3 separate regions of the Homo sapiens genome follow, and regions 1 and 2 are each linked to region 3. Evidence: chromatin loops called from intact Hi-C (ENCODE). Cell type or tissue: heart right ventricle. All regions are shown on one strand. Each heading gives the region's core, and the rest is flanking DNA. Links, peaks and the distances in the headings are about the cores only.

Region 1 (7,493 bases), core at 2,713-5,212, 150 kb after region 3:
GCAATGATGGAGGTGTTATAATCATTTTCATAAATTTATTTGAGTTAAAAGCTATTGAAAGCTTTCCTGGTATCTCTTGAGGAACTTCAAAGGGGACCCAATTGGTAATCCTTAATAACACAGAGACATTTCTTTTAAAATTGACACCAGAGAGTGGCACTTCTCAAGTCGTACAGCTGGGGATGTGAAATAAAAGGTCATTAGTGGAGCCATTTTGGCATTTTATGCACCAGGTGATTTAGATTTAATTTCTTGGCCTGGCACAGTGGCTCATGCCTGTAATCCCAGCACTTTGGGAGGCCAAGGCAAGCGGATCACTTGAGGCCAGGAGTTCGAGACCAGCATGGCTAACATGGTGAAACCCTGTCTCTACTAAAAATACAAAAATTAGCCAGGTGTGGTGGTGGGCACCTGTAACCCCAGCTACTTGGGAGGGTGAGGCAGGAGAATCGCTTGAACCCAGGAGCCAGAGGCTGCAGTGAGCCGAGATGGCACCACTGCACTCCAGCCTGGGCGACAGAGTGAGACCCTGTCTCAAAAAAAAAAAAAAAAAAAAGAAAAAAAAAGATTTAATTTCCTAATCCTTACACTCCCAGAAGTAGGGACTGTTATTATCTCCATTGTAGAGATAAGCAAGATGGTGGCTCAGAGAGGGAAATTAATCTCTCTAATGACACACAGCCAGTTAACAGTTGAGTAGGATTCTCTGATGCCAAAGTCTCAGCCTCCCCTTTGCCTGAACCCTGTGTGAGGGCAATTTACAAAGTTTATGTGCAACTTATTTATTTAACTTTCTGTTTTTCATCCCCTTTTATGTGAAAAACTGTCAATAAGTGCATACTGAAAGACTTTTTCTTCTTCTTTTTTTTCTTTTTGAAATGGAGTCTCGTTCTGTCACCCAGGCTGGCATGCAATGGTGCCATCTCTGTTCACTGCAACCTCTGCCTCCCAGGTTCAAGCGATTCTCCTGCCTTAGCCTCCCAAGTAACTGGGATTACAGGCGCATGCCACCACGCCTGGTTAATTTTTTGTATTTTTAGTAGAGATGGTTTTCGCCATGTTGGCCAGCCTGGTCTCGAACTCCTGACCTCAGGTGATCCACCTGCCTCGGCCTCCCAAAGTGCTGAGATTACAGGTGTGAGCCACTGCACCCGGCCTTGAAAGCCTTTTTCTATTCTTGTCTCCCCACTTCTTCCAAATCCATTAGACCATCTCATTTGCAGTATTACTGAAGGTCAAGTGTTCTCTTTGAGGTTGTCATTGATAAAATTGATGGAAAGGCTGGGGGTGGTGGCTCACACCTGTAATCTCAGCACTTTGGAGGCCGAGGCGAGCGGGTCACTTGAGGCCAGGAGTTCCAGACCATCCTGGGCAACCTGGCGACACCCCGTCTCTACTAAAAATACAAAAATTAGCTGGACATGGTGGCACATGCCTGTAGTCCCTTGGGATGCTGAGGCAGGAGAATCGCTTGAACCTGGGAGGTGGAAGTTGCAGTGAGCTGAGATCATGCCATTGCACTCCAGCCTGGGCAACAGAATGAGACTCTGTGTGAAAAAAAAAAAAAATTGACAGAGATGAATGACTTCTTTTTTCAAGGTCTGGCTTGCCCACACTCAAGTTCTCTGCCCTCTGCCTCACACCTGTGCATGTTGCTCTATCATGACTCCTACCTAAGTTTAATTTTGGCCTTACTCTGTTGCAAAATCATTGTTCCAGAAAAGCCACTGTTACAGAGCATGTCAGAGCCAAGATGTCTTTGGGTTTTCTGATTTCATTTCACATCAAGTGAAAAGGTCCTGTAATATAGCAAACAATACACTGCTTCAGGTGAATTGCAGATGACTTACACAGGCTTTGGTCAGATGAAATAGATTGAACCACTATGTGAGTCAGTGATTCTGTGGAAGAAACGTAATGTTGTAAGCCACAAGAGTGCAAGAAAATATTTGGTGAATAATGTTTCATTAGTTAAATTTGCCTATAATATAATGCTTTTCCACGATCTTGTGCATTTGTTCCACTGGAATACAGTATTGCCCAACTGTGGTAGGCATCAGATAATTCACTCACATTATTTAAGTAGATTCTATTTTTTTTTTTTTTTGAGATGGAGTCTCACTCTGTTGTGCCCAGGCTGGAGTACAGTGGCACTGTCTCAGATCACTGCAACCTCCGCCTCCCGGGTTCAAGGGATTCTCCTGCCTCAGCCTCCCGAGTAGCTGGGATTATAGGCGTGCACCACCACGCCCAGCTAATGTTGTATTTTTAGTAGAGATGGGGTTTCACCATTTTGGCCAGGCTTGTCTCGAACACCTGACCTCAAATGATCCACCCACCTCGGCCTCCCAAAGTGCTGGGATTACAGGCATGAGCTACCGTGCCCAGCCTAGATTCTAAATTTTTAATAGCAGGGAGCATATTTTCTATTTGCTTTGCTACCTTTGGTATGTTATATTGAATGGGTGGGTAAAATGTGGGTACTAAGTAAACGTCTTGTTTAGTAGAAGAATGAAATATTTTTAAACTTTGTTTTGAATTCAAGGGAAACTATGACAATAGATAGGCAAGGTAGATAGACTGCTAGATTCCATGAGGCAGTAAAGTGACATGGTTAGGAGTACAAACTGCAAGGCTTTGTCTATGCGACTGCCATTCAATAGAATTCTCCATGATGTTGGAAATGTTCTATATCTGTACTATGCAATAGAAGCCACAGGCGTCATTTCACTGTTGACCTCTTGAACCTGTGGCTAGTGCAACTGAAGAACTGAATTTGTAATTTTATTTATTTATTAATTTATTTGAGATGGAATTCCGATCTTGTTGCCCAGGCTGGAGTGCAATGGCACAATCTCGGCTCACTGCAGCCTCCACCTCCCAGGTTCAAGTGATCCTCCTGTCTCAGCCTCCCAAGTAGGTAGGATTACAGGCATGTGCCACCAAGCCCAGCTAATTTTTTGTATTTAGTACAGATGGGGTTTCACTATGTTGATCAGGCTGGTCTCGAACTCCTGACCTCAGGTGATCCACCCGCCTTGGCATCCCAAAGTGCTGCGATTACAGGTGTGAGCCACCCCGCTCGGCCTAATTTTATTTACTTTTAATTAAGTTAATTTAAAATTTAAATATGTGCACATGTGACTAGTGACTCCCATATGGGGCTGTGCTGAACATGGAGTGTAATAGCAGAACACAGACACTGTATACACAGCCAGGGTTTGCATCCCAATCCTGTCACTTTGCTAATTTTTTTTTTTTTTTACTTCAATAGAGGACATTTTCCTGAAGTCTGTCATTACAGGAGTTTCAGATTTCTTCCATTTTTGCTCATAGCTGTTGATCTATACACTTTTACTCAACCCTGATAAAAATAACTTAGAACAAAGTATATCTGAGTAAATGTGCTTTTATAGTTTCTACGAACTGGAAGACATTCACAGCTTATTATTAATTATTATTATTTGTTAATGTTGTACCAGTATTTGATTTTCTCAGCCTGCTCTCCAAAGGGTGTGTTACCACTGGGCGGTAGATCTTGGAATGAAGAAAGAGATTAAGAATAAAAGTCCCAGAGTTTTGCACTGTCCCCACCGTCAGGTCTCAATTTTCCACCCACTTTGCGTAGAGCAGAAGTGCGGCCTCATGGTGCCCTCCTGTGGCCATACGTTTAGTTGCAAGATGATGGTAGAGTTTTTCCTTTTTTAAAAAAAAGGAAAGAAAGAAAAAGAAGGAAAAAAGGTTCTGCATATGTTTTTAGTCAGCAACACGTTTTGAGATGTGACAGTTCTGTCAAAACAATATAATTCAACAAACTTCAAAGTAACCACAACAGAAGATATGTAGACACAATTTGGAGCGCTGTCTCAGAGCCTTACCGTGAAATGTGCCACAAACATTTTGAGGGACGAACAATGACATCTGCAAGGGAAGCAGGGTAAGTCACACTCAGGTGTGTGAGAATCAGAACAGAGACCCAGAAGAAAACCAGCTTAGAAATGGAGGCAGAGCATTAAAGAAAAGGCAAAAGAGAATTTCAATTTTCTGGTGCTGGAAGCTGTTAGCTGCACATGTTTGAAGAAGGCAAGTTCTGCAATGCCTTCACTTGTATTCATCTAGCAGGTGTGAACCAGACAGTGTCTCTGTCTTCAGGGAGCTTACATTTTAGAGGAAGGGGAGACAGAAAATCGTCACACAAGGAATTGAACAAACAAGATACTTTCAGAAAGCAAAATGCACCGTGGAGAAAATCAAACAATGTCCTGAGATGGCAATAGATAGAAATTAAGAGCCATGAGGAGGAAGGGGAGAGGGAGAGAGAAGCGAGAAGTTCTCATTGAAAGAAGTGGTTAAATTATGGCTACATTAAAAGAAATTATTTCTAAAATTTCTTTCTTTTTTTTTGAGACAGAATCGCTTTCTGTTGCCCAGGCTAGAGTGCAGTGGTGCATTCTCAGCACGCTGAAACCTCTGCCTCCTGGGTTCAAGTGATTCTCCTGCCTCAGCCTTCAGAGTAGCTGGGACTACAGGGCACGTGCAACAACATCTGGCTAATTTTTTTTTTTTTTTTTGTATTTTTAGTAGAGATGGGGTTTTGCCATGTTGGTCAGGCTGGTCTTCAACTCCTGACCTCAAATGACCCACCCGCCTCGGCCTTGCAAAGTGCTAGGATTACAGGCGTGAGTCGCTGCGCCCGGCATTTTTTTTCTCTTTTTTTTGGAAATTGAGGCAGAGTCTATGTTGTCCAGCTGGTCTTGAACTCCTGGGCTCAAGCAGTCTTCCTGCCTCAGTCTCTACCTGGGACTACAGACTCAGCCTCCCAAGTACCTGGGACTACAGACACACCCAGCTAATTTTAATTTTTATGTATACATAATGTTTGCACACACTTATGGTGTAAGTATGATATTTTGATCCATGCACACAATGTGTAATGATCAAATCGGGGTAATTAGCATATCAATCACCTTGAACATTTGTCATTTTTCTGTGTCGGGAACATTCCAAGTTTCTTCCAGCTATTTTGAGATATATAGTACATTATTGGCCAGGTGCAGTTGCTCATGCCTGTAATCCCAGGACTTTGGGAGGCCAAGATGGGAGAACTGCTTGAGCCCAGGAGTTTCAGACCAGCCTGGGCAACATAGTGAGACCCCATCTCTGTATTAAAACACACACACACACTCACAAAATATTATTTTTAACTATAGTAACCCTACTGTGCTATTGAACATTAGATCTTATTCCTTCTTCTTCTTTTTTTTTTTTTTTTTTGAGACAGAGTCTTACTCTGTCACCATATTGGCCAGGATGGTCTCGAACTCCTGACCTCGTGATCCGCCTGCCTTGGCCTCCCAAAGTGTTGGGATTACAGGCGTGAACCACCGCACCTGGCCAGATCTTATTCCTTCTAATTGTATTTTTGTGCCCAGTAGTCAATCTCTCTTCATCCCCTGATTTTCTTCTCAGACTGGTAACCATCATTCTACTCTCTACCTCCATGAAATCCACTTTTTCTTAGTTCCTGCATATGAGTGAGAACATGTGATATTTCTCTTTCTGTGCCCAGCTTACTTGACATAATGACCTCCAGTTCTATCCATGTTGCTGCAAAGGACAGGATTTCATTCTTTTTTATGGCTGAATAATATTCTACAGCATAAAATTCTGGATACATTTTGCAGATGGACCTGACAAGACTTGTTGACCGATTGAATATGGACTATGAAAGAAACATGAGCCAAGAAACATGAGCCAAGCAAGATTTTTGGCCAGAGTCACTGCCCTATATTGAGGTGGGGACGGGTCCACATGGGGCCACCTTTGGGAGCTGGGTCTTGAAAATATCGGAAATGCCTGCTGGACACATATCTGAGCTGTTGCATAGACAGGGGACATACAGGTAACTGACACAAGCAACCTCCTGTCTTTAGGCTTACCTGTTGGCCTGCTACAGGTGGGAGCTCTTCAGTTTAAGGGCGCTGGTGAAGAGGAGAAACAAAGGGAGGAACGTTCTAAACTTGTAAGCGCAAGATTGGGTCAGGGTTCAAGAGAAGACATGGAAACACGCAGAACAGGTGATCGCCGCTCAGAAGGCTGCTGAGAGAAGAGAGAGAAAGTGGATGTGTCAGTCTGGACTGAGACCCCGAGCAACCCCAGGGAAGGAGAAGGAGGCCGAGGGAAACCATATGAATCACTGGATTCAACTCAGAGAGATGCAGAAATCCCCAGAAATCATGGAGGGAATCGGAATGAGATGAGGTTACGTCTTCTTTCAGGTGGCATGGAGGAGTCAGGCTCGGAAGATAAATTTCCCCTCAAAAAATGCAAAGAAAAGAAAAAATTATTACGCACTTGATTGACAGCCCATATAATATATATATATATTTTTGTCTGAGACAGTGTCTCACTGTGTTGCACAGGCTGGAGTGCAGTGGTGCTATCTTGGCTCACCGCAGCCTCGACCTCCTGAGCTCAAGTGATCCTCCCACCTCAGCCTCCCCGGTAGCTGGGACCACAGGTGTGCACCACCACAGCCGGCGAATTTTTGCATTTGTAGTAGAGACGGGATTTTGCCATGTTGCCCATGCTGGTCTCGAACAGCTGGCCTTAAGTGATCCGCCTCCCTTGGCCTCCCAAAGTGTGATTATAGGCGTGAGCCACCATGCCTGGCCATGTATAATTATTAAAGTTTAAAAATTTGCAGGGCCTGGGAGTGAGTTCTTCTCTTGGCTCACCCTTGCTTGGCCCTGCTGAGGAACTCTTTGGTGTAGACTACACCCCACAGAGCTATTCTCCCAGTGGGGACACAACTGGGACATTTACCCACCAACACGGGTGAAGTGCTGCTTCTGAGGGGGGTTAATTCCCTGTGCTTCTGACCTGCCTTGTGGGTGGGCAGAGCAGACAGTGGCAGCCAAGGAAGCTCCCAGGTAAAGAAATGCAGGACGCCCAGGCGCGGTGGCTCACCCCTGTAATCCCAGCACTTTGGGAGGCCAAGGCAGGCGGATCACTTGAGGTCAGGAGTTCGAGACCAGCCTGGTCAACATGGTGAAACCCTGTCGCTAACTAAAAATACAAAAATTAGTCGGGCATGGTGGTGGGAGCCTGTAGTCCCAGCTACTCAGGAGGCTGAGGCTGGAGAATCTCTTGAACCCAGGAGGCAGAGGTTGTAGTGAGCCAAGATCGCGCCACTGCACTCCAGCCTGGGTGACAGAGCGAGAAAAAAAAAAGAAAGAAGAAAGAAAGAAAGAAAGAGAGAGAGAGAGAGAGAGAAAGAGAAAGAAAGAGGGAAAGCAAGCAAGAAAAAAGAAATGCAGGTTCTGGCCGTGGAGGGTGCATGTGCCCTGAGGTGGTGAGGACAGGGATGGGGTGGGGACACCGAGGGCATCCCATCCACTGATCCACTGGTGCCTTAAGTGCATCTTGGTCGCTGCTCCAGGGCTTCCTTCTCCACGGAAGCTCTAGGAATGGTTAATATTTCTCCTTTGGGT
Region 2 (7,493 bases), core at 2,713-5,212, 120 kb after region 3:
GCAGGTACAGTCAGTCACAGCTGAGAGTACTGCTCATGATCTTTTAAAGTTATATATGAGACTTTTATACTCCAAAGTCTGGATTGTAGAATAAAACAACCCACATTTGATTTTCAGTTTGTGTGTTGTTTGCTTTACGGTTAGCTCCAGATGATTCAGGGACTGAGAGAATGGGTCCTTAGCCGTTTATTACTTTGTTCTCTGACACTGTTGATTCACTTTATTGCTTCCTGATTTTTGTGCTCCCCAGTTGCCTGGGGAAAATAGGTTTTTGTGCTGTTAATTATTTGTGTCAGTGTTTGTTGAGTATATTAGTTAAAATGTACTTATTTGTGGCAGATTTCTGTCTCTCTCACATACACAAACCCACACCCACCCACCCCTACTTACTTGTTTTTTCTTTATCCCCTTTCTTTCTCTTAGAATAATTACTTGAGAATTAGCATGACTTTGTAACCATCCCTCCTTACTATTCCCCACCTGGTCTTGTCTAGTGGTAATATGGCTTGATGTGATACTCTCTTTAATAAACTTAAAAATTGAAATTAACAGAAAGCCTAATTAACTTTTTCTTGCTAGTTATATTTGATGCAAATAAAATAACAGTTCAGACTATAGGAACTCCAAGAGATGATTAACTTTATTAAAAGCTTTGACAATTGCTATAGATTAATTTTGGGTCAAGGAGTGGTGCAGACATTAGTTTACTTACATCATTGGGGTTCCTTATCATTATTAAAAGAGGCGAAATTAGCTGGGCGTGGTGGCTCACACCTGTAATCTCAGCACTTTGGGAGGCCCAGGCAGGCGGATCATGAGGTCAGGAGATGGAGACCATCCTGGCTAACACTGTGAAACCCCGTCTCTACTAAAAATACAAAAAATTAGCTGGGCGTGGTGGCAGGCGCCTGTAGTCCCAGCTACTCGGGAGGCTGAGGCAAGAGAATTGCTTGAACCCAGGAGGCAGAGGTTGCAGTGAGCCGAGATGGTGCCACTGCACTCCAGCGTGGGTGACAGAGCGAGACACCATCTCAAAAAAAAAAAAAAAAGCGAAATCTGTCATTTGATTTGAGACATAAGATTATATGTGTATGAATTTTCTTTTGGTGGGGACAGAGTGTTGCTCTATTACCTGGGTTTAAACAATTCTCCTGCCTCAAGCACCTGAGTAGCTGGGATTACAGGCATGCATCAACCATGCCCGGCTAATTTTTGTATTTTTAGTAGAGACAGGGTTTCGCCATGTTGGCCAGGCTGGTCTCGAACTTCTGACCTCAGGTGATCCACCCGCCTCGGTCCCCCAAAATGCTGGGATTACAGGCGTGAGCCGCCGTGCTCAGCTAATTTCGCCTCTTTTAATAATGATAAGGAACCCCAATGATGTAAGTAAACTAGTGTCTGCACCACTCCTTAACCCAAAATTCATAAATATAAATATTTATGAATGTGTATGTTTATGTAAATATTAAAGCCTGAGTAGAGAAAGAACATACTGCTTCAAGTAAAGCTAGTATCACAGGATTCTAATGGTATTTCTGACTTTTGTAAGACTTTGTAGGTGTAAACAAAATTATGAACTTAGTCTTTGGTAACAGAGATATTGTTAGTTTCCATGTTGACAGTTAAGTTTAACTCAGTATTTCTGTTAACTAAGACACCACTAATGTGGTCATTTAGTCAGAAAAGACAGTAAAATCCACATATACATGGGTAAAACAAAAGTGAATGACTGTTTTGACTTTTTTTTTAGTAGGATGTCAGATTTTTATGGTCATTTCTTTAGCTGTTTACTCCAGTAGCCTCTGTGCTACATGTTACATTCCTTTGTCTTTTTCATGTGGAAAAGTTGCTTATATAATTTAAAGTTAAGGTAGTTAAACTGATTTTTTTAGAGTCTGAATGAAGTGCGCACTTATTTTTTGAGTGCCTTGTCAACTTAGTACTTTTATAGAAATTTAGGTTAAAATACATGCTTAAGACATTATTTCTTTAGTGTTTAGCCTTATGACTTAAAATTTATCTTTTAAAAAATAGCATTGAATTGCTACTTTATGTTAAGATGTCTTTCCCTGATATTCAGCAACTTTCTTGGTATTTGAATTTCCATAGCTTTTAGGTGTACAAGACTTCTGCTTTTAAAAAAAAGTAAATAGGGACAGCTTGCATTTAAATTAAGATATATAAGGTAAAATGTGTGGTCCTATTAATTAGGGTAAGTTATTTTCCTTGGAATTAAAGGGAGTATTTTTAAAGACAGACCTATACTTTTGGTTTTGTTGGTCTTTGGACCATGTGTGCCTTCCCACAATCTCTATCAAAGAGTAGATGGAATGATGACAATAAGAACTAAGATTTATTGAACTTTCTGAAATATTTTAGGCACTGTTAGGTGATTTAATATACCATATACATTATGTCGTATTTAGTCGTCATGATAATCTTTGAAGTGTACTTGTAGAACCCTTGTTTTCAGACAAGACCCATGAGACCCATGAAGACTCAGGTAAATTCAGTTTTGAGTAAGGTCTCCTAGTGGGGTAGCGTGTGTGTGTGTGTGTGTGTGTGTGTGTGTGTGTGTGTATTAAAATATATATATATATTTAGCAAAGGTGGATCCTTAATGTGTGGGGCGGGGGGTTTAAAAAATGTTACTGGATGTTGTAGGCACTGTTTTAAAAAATTTGAGATGCTAGCTAGTCATGTCCTTTTTTCAGTTCCTTATATCATCTTAGTTTTCCATTTTACAATATGAATAAATCAGATGATATATCATTGCAGAGTAAACCAAACGCTTTTTTTTTTTTGGAGACAGTCTCACTCTTATCACCCAGGCTGGAGTGCAGTGGCTCAATCTCGACTCACTGCAACTTGCAACCTCCACCGCCCAGGTTCAAGCAATTCTTTTGCCTCAGCCTCCCGAGTAGCTAGGATTACAGGCCAGGCTGGTTCTTGAACTCCTGACCTCAGGGGATCGCCTGCTTCGGCTTCCCAAAGTCCTGGGATTACAGGCGTGAGCCACCGTGCCTGGCCCAGGGTTTTTTATTTTACAGTATAACTTTGCTAATGAACATCTGATCACCACTTCCCCCCAAATTTAAGGATTTCTGAATAGACTTTTCATTGAGAATGAGTGGCATGTGTGTTTAACGCTCCTCTCCCTATATTTGCTTTTCTTAGTATGTGTGGGAAAAGCCTTAATATTTTCAGAAGTTAGAATAAACTATTTTGTATGCTATGTCTAATGGATGAGTATCAGAGAGCAGAGCTTTCATATACTTGTACCAAATGCTTTCATTTTGTACTGGTTTTTCTGGTTTATTCTTGTGCCTCCTTTTAGAGGCCTACCTCACACTAAGTTTTCCCAGTGTCACGCTTACTAAGCTTGGCATACAGTTTATTCTGTCTCCATGGCACTTTTTATACAGTGTTGTTATTTATTACTGTAATTGTAATTATTTACATGTCTTTTGACTGCTGTTGAACAAGGTTGGTATTTCTAGTTTATAATAGGCTCTTATATTTATGGAATAAGTTTAAAAGTACAGTCTGTATGTAAAGAGACCTTTCAATGCTGTTACGTTCATTTATCATACTAATATTTCCAGTGGATCCATTGATTTGCAGAAAGTGTTTGGTTGGGATTTAGCCTGTCGTGTGAGAAAAGGAAGTGTTGTGTGACATTTTAGTGCCATCTATTGGATACTTGGTAAAATGACTTTTAAAGCTTCTTTTACTTTTTGAAATAAGGATCTTTTGAAAAAAGCTTCTGAAATTGTCTAAGAACTTAAACTCGTTTTATCATTGCTGGTATTGCTATGTAAACACATACCCCCCTCCCAAAGCAGTATTAATATTAAACAACACATAAAATATTAATAATTGGCTACAATTTAACTTACATTTCTAAAGAAAATTAGCCAAAGCATTCAGTGTACATGTTGTTAAACAAGAAGTTTTAAAATATTCATCTGTTAAAACTAATTTTAATTAGTGAGAAAACATTAGGTTTTAATGTGGGAAAGAATTTTAGTAGGAAGAAAAAGCATAATGACTAGACAGTATTTTTCAGTTAAGTACTATTTGAATACCCAAACACTTGTTGAATACCCAAACTGTTGGTGCTATTTTGTATATTTTGAATAATAAATTTTAATGACAGTATCACTATGGGGTGATTAATGAGGAAATAGCTTAGGTGTGTTGTGTGTGTAAGGTTTGAAGAGCCATGAACTAGAAGAGGAGCTAAGGTGAGTTATACCACTAATCTGAAATCCACGATAATACTGGGTTTCACGGACAGACAATTGAGAAACTAATACTGTTTGTTATACATGTGGAAAATGCTTAAACATTTTTAAAGTAGAGTTAGTTTTGTGTATTAGCTATAGATTTCTAATGGTTGTCTTTATAGGAATGAAACAAAAGATGTATAAGCTTATTGTTTCATACTTAGTAACGCTGTTGGTGTGCTTTGTACTTCCCCATTTAAAAGGATTCTTCATTTTGACATTGTACTTCACTCTGAGTAGATTTTCAAAAGCAAAAAAGTATTCTTCCTCAGAAACCCAGAGGAATTTCTAGTTGCTTCTGAATGTTTGGAATATCAGGCAAACATTTAATCTTTTATTCTGTGCCTTGTCTTTTGGTAGAACAGTTTTCTCACTTTTAGGTTTGGATTCGATTTTAGGTTTGAGACAAAAGATTGATTCTTGGACTCTCAAATTTATCTAAAAACATTTGTTCTCATATGAATAACATGCACTTTAAGCACTTTCAGAATTTTTTGCACATCTTATACTTTGAACATAAGAATAGTATTGACACAAAGAATATGAGAACCAAATGTAGTTTATCCAGTTAGAAAATAAACAACTATAATTTTGTAAAATACGTGTGGTACAATGGAAAGGACATGAGATTTGAAGTTAGAGAGACTGAGTTTGAGTCCTGGCATTTTAACTCACTAACTACTATACCTTGTGGTGGAAGAAAATTCTGTATCACACTGCCTATAAAAAATGAAGACCTTTGTGAATGTTAACTATTAATTTGAGGCTTTGTAATTCTTTTCATTAAAGAGAATAAATAGATTGGTATGGCAGACACTGAAGTCTGAAGATTTGTTTGTATTTGTTAGCTGCGTTTGTCGTACCTCGTGCTCATAACTTTGCTGTTCTGTTCAGCTTGTAATTCTTATGAATGCTAATAGCTACATGAGCTCAAAACTTAAAAATATTTATAAAATGATTTTAGTTCCAACTTATATCAGTTTTGTATTTACTGTGGTCAAGGAAAAATTGAGGTATAGTGAAATTATTTGGTAAAGTTAAATAAAAGTTGTGTATATTTTAAGTTGGATTAAACTTAGATTATATATGAAATTGCAATAATGGAGCAGAACCACATTTAAAATATTTGTAGTTTTGTTTGAACATTTTAAAGAAACCTTTGAGTGCAGAAGAATACTTGAGGAAAAATACATATATTAAATAACCCCCAACTTGATTATTATTTGTGTTACCTCTCTTGTAAACTTAAAAATCAAATTATCAGGATTTAGAATTTTCTATTATATAAAAATTTTTTCCTCAGTTTTGAAGCTTTCTGTTGATTTTGGGTGTTCTAAGTTGCTTTTTTTTTAAAAAAGAATTTCTGTTGGTAAATAGTAGGTTTACATATTTATGGGGTACATGAGATATTTTGATAGAGCCATACAATGCATTATAATCACATCAGGGTAAATGGGTTATCCATCACCTCAAGCGTTTCTTTATGCTTTGTGTTACAAACAGTACACTTATACTCTTAGTTATTTTAAAATGTACGATAAATTATTGTAGTCAACCTGTTGTGCTATCAAATACTAGATCTTATTCATTCTAACTATATTTTTGTACCCGTTAACCATTCCCCCCTCCCTCCCCCCCCACCTTTATTGCTTTTTAAAGGAAGGGAGAATGGTTTTTTTGTTAAATAGAAAGGTATGCTTATTTTATTGTCTTTTTTTAAATGACTCATCCATTTATTTCCCTATTATAGCATTTTCTTTTGTAGCTTAATACATGGGTGACTAGATACAGCTTTACCTAGCAAAAGAAATAATGTTCCTCGTTTTCTTGATTATCAGTGATCTCACACTGTAAAATTATATTTTTTTGCAGTATCCCTTTTACTATTCAGCGACTATGTGAATTGTTAACAGATCCAAGGAGAAACTATACAGGAACAGACAAATTTCTCAGAGGAGTAGAAAAGGTATTTATTTTATTATTGGAATTATATTATGCTGTGGTGTAATAGCTTTTATTTTAGAAAAGAACATTGAGTAAGATCTGTTTCGGGTACCACTTCTTGAAATATGTTTTTCAGCCTACCTTGAGTTTCCCAAATTGTTTTCCAAATTGCATTCTGTTTTACAGAGAGATTTAATAGGACCGGGTAGAGGAGGGTTTGTGTGTTGGTCATTGAAGTTTGGTGAAAGCAGCTTATTATTTCTTGGAAATTCATAGTGTATATCAACTTATTAAAGGTTCTGTGAAGTTATAATTGCTATTTTAACTTTATAGAGTGTTTTATAAACTTACACATGGAATTCATTTTCTCAATTCTGGAGTTCAAAGGTACATAACTTTGGAAACTTACTGGTGCCAAGCATGTAAATGAGGTATTGAGTAGAAAGATGCAGGTCAGATTTAGAGATAAACATTAGTGTTTGTGTGTGGAGGGGGTTGAGGGAGTGTTAGAATAAGGGAAGGGTATTCTGAATAAAGGAAATGGTGTGGGCTGGGTGTGGTGGCTCATGCCTGTAATTCCAGCACTTTGGGAGGCTGAGGTGGGTGGATCACGGTCAGGAGTTCGAGACCAGGCTGGCCAACATGGTGAAACCCTGTCTCTGCAAAAAATACAAAAACTAGCCGGGCGTGGTGGTGCACGCCTGTAATCCTAGCTACCCAGGAGGCTGAGGCAGGAGAATTGCTAGAACCTGGGAGACGGAGGTTGCAGAGAGCTGAGATGGCACCATTGCACTCCAGCCTGGGCAACAAAGTGAGACTCTGTCTCAGAAAAAAAAAAAAAAAAGGAAATGGTGTGAAGAACAAAGATTCAAGGTGTTTAAGGGAATGAAAAGTAAGAAATTGACTTGTCTTGAGTGAAAAATGAAGGAAGCCCTGTGAGAACCAAGATTGGACTAATGAGTTCTAATTTTCAGTTGATGGTTGGTCCGGAAACACTCCCCTGTTCATTTAAGGATCTGGTTCAAATCCACTTTATTTTACCCTGGGAACAGGAATCAAAAACCATTACATAGTGATTTACAGTAGTTTTTGTGGCCATACTGGATTAATATATTTTGTTGATCCTCTGTACACTCAATTGAATAATATCCCCAAAGGCCAGGAAACTGAGATGGCTCATCAGTACTTACTTTTCAGCTCCAGGAGTTGTAATAATTACATTTTGGAGATTTTCAGATAAAGTAGCAATATGTTACAGTA
Region 3 (7,493 bases), core at 2,634-5,133:
GCATAGCTGACAGGCTTACTCCACCTACTTCCAAACAGCTGGAATATGAATAGAGATCCAGTGATTGCTAGACATTTGAAGAAACCCTCTAATAGGAAAGACAGGGTTCAAAACAAACAAAGGGAGCTTATCAACCTACAGAAAATCATATATGGAAGATGAATAAAACTTCTAAAGAAATTATTATTAGGATCCTAGAGGAATAAAATAAAACACAATATGTATTAAAGAAGCATGGGATTCTATGTCAAGAATGGAATATTTAGAGGATTAAAAAAACCTCTTGTACATTAAAAGTACAGCAGAATAGAACTCAATAGAAGAACTGGGAAAATTGAACTCTTTCTGAAAGTACAGCAAAAAACAAAAACTAAATAGAAGGAGAATAGCAATAAAATGATCAGAAACTTAGAGGACTGGTTCAACATCTGAACAATAGGAGCTCTGGAAAGAAAAATCAACGCACAGGATAGGGAATCAACCGTGAAATTAATTCAAGAAAATTTCCCAGAACAAGCAGACATAAATTCCCAGATTGAGAGAATCCATCAGAAGACATCACATATAATGGAAAAAACCATACCGTATCAGGCATATTGACTGAACTTTCAGAACAACAGGTGAAATAGAAGATAATATTAGCTATCAGAAAGGGAAGAAAAAGTCACATTCCCCAAACCAGAAATCAAAAGGACTTCAAACTCTTCAACAGTAGTGGGCAAAGTGCCAAAATATTGGAGCAATACCTTTAAAATTCACAGGCAACATTATTTTCAATCTAGAATTCTATACTCAACCAAACTACAAATTAAGTGTCTAGGTCGCAAGACATTTTCAGATGTGCACCGCTTCAAAATATTTACCTCCTGTGAGTCTTCTGTAATTCCTTCTGTGAGTCTAATGTACTCCACTGAAATGGAGTACATTAAGAAATATGAAGATGTGAGATCCTAGAAGCAGGGAATACTACTCAAAGGGGACGTGAAAGGAGTATCAGGGGAAAGGAGATGATAGCTGCACAGCATCCTGGTTGGAGAAAATCAGGAAGCCCGCCGGGCGCGGTGGCTCACGTCTGTAATCCCAGCACTTTGGGAGGCCAAAGTGGGTGGATCACGAGGTCAGGAGATCAAGACCATCCTAGCTAACACAGTGAAACTCCATCTCTACTAAAAATACAAAAAATTAGCCAGGTGTGGTGGCACGCGCCTGTAGTCCCAGCTATTTCCCGAGGCTGAGGCAGGAGAATTGCTTGAACCTGGGAGGCGGAGGTTGCAGTGAGCCAAGATTGCGCCATTGCGCTCCAGCCTGGGTGACAGAGCAAGACTCCATCTCAAAAAAAAGAAAAAAAAAAAAAAAGAAAAAGAAGAGAAAATCAGGAAGTCGTGGAAGAAACTTTAATAAACATAGAAAACTGGCCAGCACAGTGGCTCATGCCTATAATCCCAGCACTTTGGGAGGCCGAGGCAGATGAATCACTTGAGACTAGCCTGGCCAACATGGTGAAACTCTGTCTCTACTAAAAATACAAAAATTAGCCAAGTGTGGTGTAGTATGCCTGTAGTCCCAGCTACTCGGGAGGCTGAGGCAGGAGAATCACCTGAACCCAGGAGGCAGAAGATGTAGTGAGCTGAGATCGCACCATTGCACTCCAGTCTGGGTGACAGAGTGAGACTCCATCTCAAAAAACAACAACAACAAAAAAACAACAAAAAAAAACCGAAACAAATTAACAACAGCAAAAAGAGTCATTAATTCCAGGAAAAACACTTGTACAGAGAGGGAAAGTATTGCTACTCATTTTGTGGCTTCACTGGAAATAATGTTTTCATGGCCATCATAATACTGTGTATTGATCTAAATGATATTTTGATACAATTGTATTGGGGGATGGGAAGGTATATGTGTGGGGTTGGGAATTTGTGTGAAAGAGAGCTAAAACCTATTCTTCCAGGGTAGGAAGTTAATAGATAAGGTATATTATTTAGACACACAGAGGTATATACCTACAGAATCAATTTAAATAATTGGAATTGGTGGTTTTCTCTGGGAAGAAAATAGTAGAGAATATGGTGGAGGACATAGAGGAAGGACCATTTTTACTTCTTTTTCCATATGTCTGCCTACCTATCTATGTATATTATTTACTAAGTTTTGGTTAACTATTTGACTATTCTGAGTTTCCCCTAATTGCGAGGAATAACCCACCAGTGACTCTTGGAACCAGTTTAGTGGATTATTATCAGCTTTTTTTTAAAAAAAGAAATAGAATAGAATAAATATGCATTGCATTTAGTAAAAACAAGTATTCTTTTTGACATTTCTGTCTTATATATTTATGTATGCATAAACTAGAATTGTGATGAAAATGCGTTTTTTACTATGAGGTACAGTTGAAAATAGTTTAAGAAATGCTGCTTTAAAATATGTCTTCAGGACATAACACTGAAAAAAGGGAAATGTATGGTAGGTGGCCAATGACCACCCAATGCCTACTGCACTTAACCCAGGCTGCGATCTTTAGGTTTATGATTTCATTAACTCTTCCCCAACTCTTTGAGGAATATGCTCATTTGCATCCTCTTTACAAATGAGGAAACTGAAATTGAGGAAAACTAAATCCTTTTCCTGGGGTAAATCTTGGAGTCTGGATTGAAGCCCAAGATTCTCCTAAAGAATAGTCATTCTGCCCTACTTCTTAGAATATTAGTGACAGCATTTTCTCCTCTACTTGTAGAAGACATTCCTAAAGTGTTCCCAAAATACCTCCTTAGGAAAATTCCCCTGAACCTTCCATTCTTTAACTGTTAAATGGATAAAGAAAAAAGAAATAGAACATATGTCTTTGCTCAGACTCGCCAGTTTAGTGAGGTGTTTGTATTTATCATTGCTCCCCATCCCTGCTTTAGTTTTCCATATCCTACCATCTTCAAAGTTGGAATACTACACACTTTACTCATTTATTTTTTCGCTTTTCTCAGGAGCATGTAAGCCCTCTCAGGGCAAGGATCTTTAATCTTGGCCAGGCATGGTGGTTCATGCCTACAGTCCCAGCATTTTGGGAGGCAGAGGTGGGAGGATGCTTGAGGCCAGGAGTTCAAGACTGGCCTGGGCAACACAGTGAGATCCTCTCTACAAAAATTTAATTTTAAAAAAAGAAAAAAATGTAAAAGGTCTTTGATCTTCTGCACCTACAGAAATATTTGGTACATACTAACAGAAGGCACTCTGTAAAACTCTTTTGATGGATGAATGGGTGGAAGGAAAGATGGATGTATAGATGGATAGGGGGATGGACAATGGATGGAAAGACGGACAAATGGATGGATGGTCTTATAAAAAGGGCTTTAACCACTGCTTCAAAAAGTGACAGAGAGGATTTAAAGATATAACTTATAAAAGTGCTGAGCCCTGAACCCAGTGTCTACTCAGTAAATGTTGGCTATATTAGAGTCTCAAATATAAGAAAAGGGAAAAGCTTCTTTGAAAATCAGTCTAATTTGAGTAAAGAGCTACAGTTCCTTGTGATCCAATGATCCTGTTTTCAGCAACACATTCTCTGGGGAGGCACCATCTGACTAAGAAACTAGACTCTGCTTTAAATGACAGTTGCCATGGCTAACGGAATGTCTACAGCCAACAAGGAAAGATACTGTGTGCTTGCTGGCTGGGATTGCAACACCTGATAAGAGGAGGAAGCAAGCCAAAAGCAAGCATGGAAGCAGATGGAACATCTTAGAGAGCCATTATCTCAGAACATGCCGGAGAAACCAGATACTTTTCAGTTACGCAAGGCCTGTGGAAAACGTCCTGCATGCAGTTCTAACAGTTGGCCACACAGCTGAAATGATGAAATCAAAGACCAAACACAAGTTTAATGAGCCAGAATTTTAGAAGAACCATCTTGAACAAAGCCATCATTGCTTTGCTCAACTCAGAAGCAATCAGAATCTTGTTTGCAAAGACTAAACTGATCAGAAGAGGCTACTTCATTGATTGGTGCATGCCTGAATGCAGCCATGACATTGGTACACCCTGCTCTTTGTTAGAACGTCACAAAAATGAATATGTAAGTTATATGTAATTCCACAAGGGGGCACAATAGAAACAAAAATAAAAATTGATAGGCTTTAATTTTCTCCTGTGCCACCCCATTTTAAGGTAATAATTTAACAAAATGAGCAATCTTAAAATCTCAGATTAAAACAGTGTGGAACACTACTTAAGAATGCATATTTATTTTATTACAAACTCCCAATTATATATATATTTTAAAACAGAAAAGATCATGACCAGCCTGGCCAACATGGTGAAACCCTGTCTCTACTAAAAATACAAAAATTAGCCGGGCGTGGTGGCACCCAGCTACCTGGGAGGCTGAGGCAGGAGAATTATTTGAACCCAGGAGGCAGAGGTTGCAGTGAGCCGAGATCACACCACTGCACTCCAGCCTGGGTGACAGAGCAAGACTTTCAAAAACAACAACAACTACAACAACAAAACAGAAAAGGAAGCATTATATAGCAACATTATTTTCCAAGTATTCATTATTCTCTAAACTATCTTAAACTATTTCAAGAATATCAAAGAGGATACTTGAGAATATGCAGCATCAAACAGAATGTTCTTTGTTGTCTGCACACATAAAATTAAAGGGAAGTATCTCAAAGTAGACAATTAGAAAGTATGGCATGTATAGTATGATTCTATAGGTAGTCTTTTCTTTCCTTTTTTTTTTTTTTAAACATGGGTCTCAGTCTGTCGCCCAGGCTGGAGTGCAGTGGTGCTATCAGAGCTCACTGCAGCCTCAACCTCCCCAGGCTCAGGTGATTCCCTCACCTCAGCCTCCTGAGTAGCTGAGACTACAGGCATGCACCACCACACCTGGCTAATTTTTGTATTTTTTGTAGAGATAAGGTTTTGCCATGTTGCCCAGGCTATTCTTGAACTCCTAGGCTCAAGCAATCCACTCCGCCTGCCTTGGCCTCCCAGAGTGCTAGGATTACAGACTTGAGCCACTGCACTCAGCCAGTATTTTTTAAATGCAAAGAAATGGCCAGGCGCTGTGGCTCACACCTTTAATCCCAGCTACCTGGGAGGCTGAGGCAGGAGGATTGCCTAAGCCCAGGAGGTGGAGGCTGCAATGAGCCATGATTGTGTCACTGTACTCCAGCCTGGGTGACAGAACAAGACCTTACCTCAAAAAAGTAAATAAAATGAAAATGCAAAAATGTATGTGTTCGTGTGTGTTTATAAACATTTACACATACAACCATTTATTCGGTAATATTTATTGAGCCTCAGTTATGTGACTGGCCCTAGAAGTATGACTGTGAATAAGATATCCAAATATCCTAATCTCATGGAGCTTATATCCAAGTCAGAAAAGAATGACAAAAAGCAAGTAAATTAGTTAATTTCAGGCAGTAATAAGAATTACAGAAAAAAGAGTTTAAAGAGTGATGGATTGATTGAGTTGAGATCTGACTTCCTGGCCATATGAAGACCCCATGGAACAGACTGGGATGAGGTTCACTGTTAATGTTGGTTAATTCTGAAGAGAGAGCGGGGGTTGGTTATGGGGGTTTGGAGTGGTGGTGTGGTGAGGATAAGGACAGGTAAAGAGCAACTTGAACTTACTCTGTTGATTGCTGAATTGTTTGTATGTTTTTACAACACACATGCATGAATTTGTGTATTGTGGAATTCAGACAACTCGTGTTTTGTTTGTTTGTTTGTTTCTGAGACAGGGTCTCCCTCTGTCATCCAGGCTAGAGTGCAGTGGTGCAATCATGGCTCATTGCAGCCTCCACCTCCTGAGCTCAGAGGACCCTCCTGTCTCAGCCTCCTGAGTAGCTGGAATTACCCACCCAAACTACCACACCTGACTAATTTTTTAATTTTTTGTAAAGATTGGATCTGTATGTTGCCCAGGCTGGAACTGAACTCCTGGCCTCAAGCAATACTCCCACCTCGGTCTCCCAAAGTGCTGGGATTACAGGCATGAGCCACCGCACTGGCCCAATTTTTAAAAATAGTAAACCAGTAAGAAAGAGAAAAAAGACAAAGAGCATCAGAGCTTTACGTAATGTATGCAAGCTATCTGTTCACATTTGCAAAGACATTCGCATGCACCAGAAGTACAGAGCCGTGAAGGTATAGGCCTCTTTCTGACCATGTGTTCTGGGTCTGCATGTATTTACAATTAAGACAAAAAATAAAGGTGGCAATGATAATAGAGAAAAGGGTTATTATATTATCCTGTTTACTCATCTCCCTGCTACATGTGTCTCTATTCTCCTGTTACTACTCCTGCATTTTTGGTTTTTGAATGCTATCCTCATCAGATGGATTCTGGCCCAGAATCCTCCTAGAGTCCCTGTTGCAGAGTCAAGTCCAGGCCTCTGGGCCTGATGTTGAGGGCCCTTTGCATTCTGAGTTTACATACTAACTTTCAGCATTATTCCAAGTCATGAATTTCCCATTCCAGCCACTCTAGTGTGTGTCACTCTTTCCCAGATGCTGTGCACATTACCCTCTGCCATACTGTTGCCTGGAGACAATAACCTGGCCATTCTACGCCCCTACCTCCAGCCTCACTTATTAAAATCACACCTAGTAATCTTAGCCCAACACCCTAGTAATCTAAGCTCAGAATTCTCTTTGCCTTTAACAAATTATTTCTCACAGGCAGACACACACACACATACACACATGCCCGCACAGTCCTGAGATCAGTGTCAATGTGGACTCATGTTTTTTTAAATAAATATATAGGTACAGATAAGTAAAGAAGTAATTATGGATACTCAACATCTGTGAAAAAAAGGAAAAGATAAAAATAAGAAAAAGAAGTAATTATGGATATGTATGTATACATGGGTTTGTATACATACATGTATTTCCTAGCTCTGTCTACTGTTAGGAGGCTAGAAGCAGTGACACCTGAGTAGCAATGAACACACCTAGCACCTAGATATTGGTTTCTGAATTCCATCCTCCAAAGGAACCCAGGGCTCCTGGGAGAACTGTTCATTCCTGGCTGAAGGCAGGGAAAATGCAAGATGCCCCTGGAGTTAACCTTATGGTGCCAGAAGGTAAGGATGTGCTAAAAAATATTTTTTAATAATAAAAATAATTTTTAAAAGGAGGGGGTTCATATTGGAAGAGGTAGGAGCCAACCTGAAAGAGCTCCAAATGACTTGAGCTGGAACAACTTGAGCAACAAAATAAATAATGATAGTATTTAATTATAACACTTAAAATAATTTTTCATAAGTCCACACCAATCTAAATAAATAACTGAATTAAAAAAATAAATACATAACTGAATAAATAAATAAATAAATGGAGAAAAATCACACCTCTTCCTTATAGAAAATTCCAGTTAATACATGTAGAAAGAAGGAGGCAAATAGAAAATCATTGTTAGAGCACCATAGTAATAATTACTGCGGGTAAGATCTACCTGTGAATGCTAAAATTAAGGAGTGAAA

The links. A loop is a pair of places that touch in the nucleus more often than their neighbours do. Peaks named below come from ENCODE experiments on the same cell type or tissue, not always from the same donor. Only the 100,000 strongest peaks of a DNase experiment are listed, where the experiment ranks them.
Region 1: a loop joins it to region 3, with 12 times the contacts of the local background. A loop is called at or near these places in 75 of 110 quality-filtered maps.
Region 2: a loop joins it to region 3, with 12 times the contacts of the local background. A loop is called at or near these places in 93 of 110 quality-filtered maps.

What each region holds. Positions count from the first base shown.
Region 1 is chr3:73,082,536-73,090,028 of GRCh38, forward strand. No RefSeq gene overlaps it. Among named protein-coding and RNA genes, the nearest start is that of EBLN2, 25 kb to the left of the region's middle. In heart right ventricle, for the core only: CTCF peaks have their summits at 3,664 (motif pointing left) and 3,864; a DNase peak (open chromatin) is centred at 3,626.
Region 2 is chr3:73,052,876-73,060,368 of GRCh38, forward strand. PPP4R2 (protein phosphatase 4 regulatory subunit 2) reads left to right here. Exons shown (of 9, transcript NM_174907.4): 4 at 6,162-6,255. Among named protein-coding and RNA genes, the nearest start is that of EBLN2, 5.0 kb to the right of the region's middle. RefSeq lists a silencer at 2,780-2,980. In heart right ventricle, for the core only: a CTCF peak has its summit at 3,698 (motif pointing left); no DNase peak of the experiment used is centred there; H3K27ac peaks cover 1,450 bases.
Region 3 is chr3:72,934,960-72,942,452 of GRCh38, forward strand. The region is part of intron 3 of GXYLT2 (glucoside xylosyltransferase 2); the gene reads left to right. Among named protein-coding and RNA genes, the nearest start is that of GXYLT2, 51 kb to the left of the region's middle. In heart right ventricle, for the core only: a CTCF peak has its summit at 4,095 (motif pointing right); a DNase peak (open chromatin) is centred at 3,802; H3K27ac peaks cover 2,500 bases.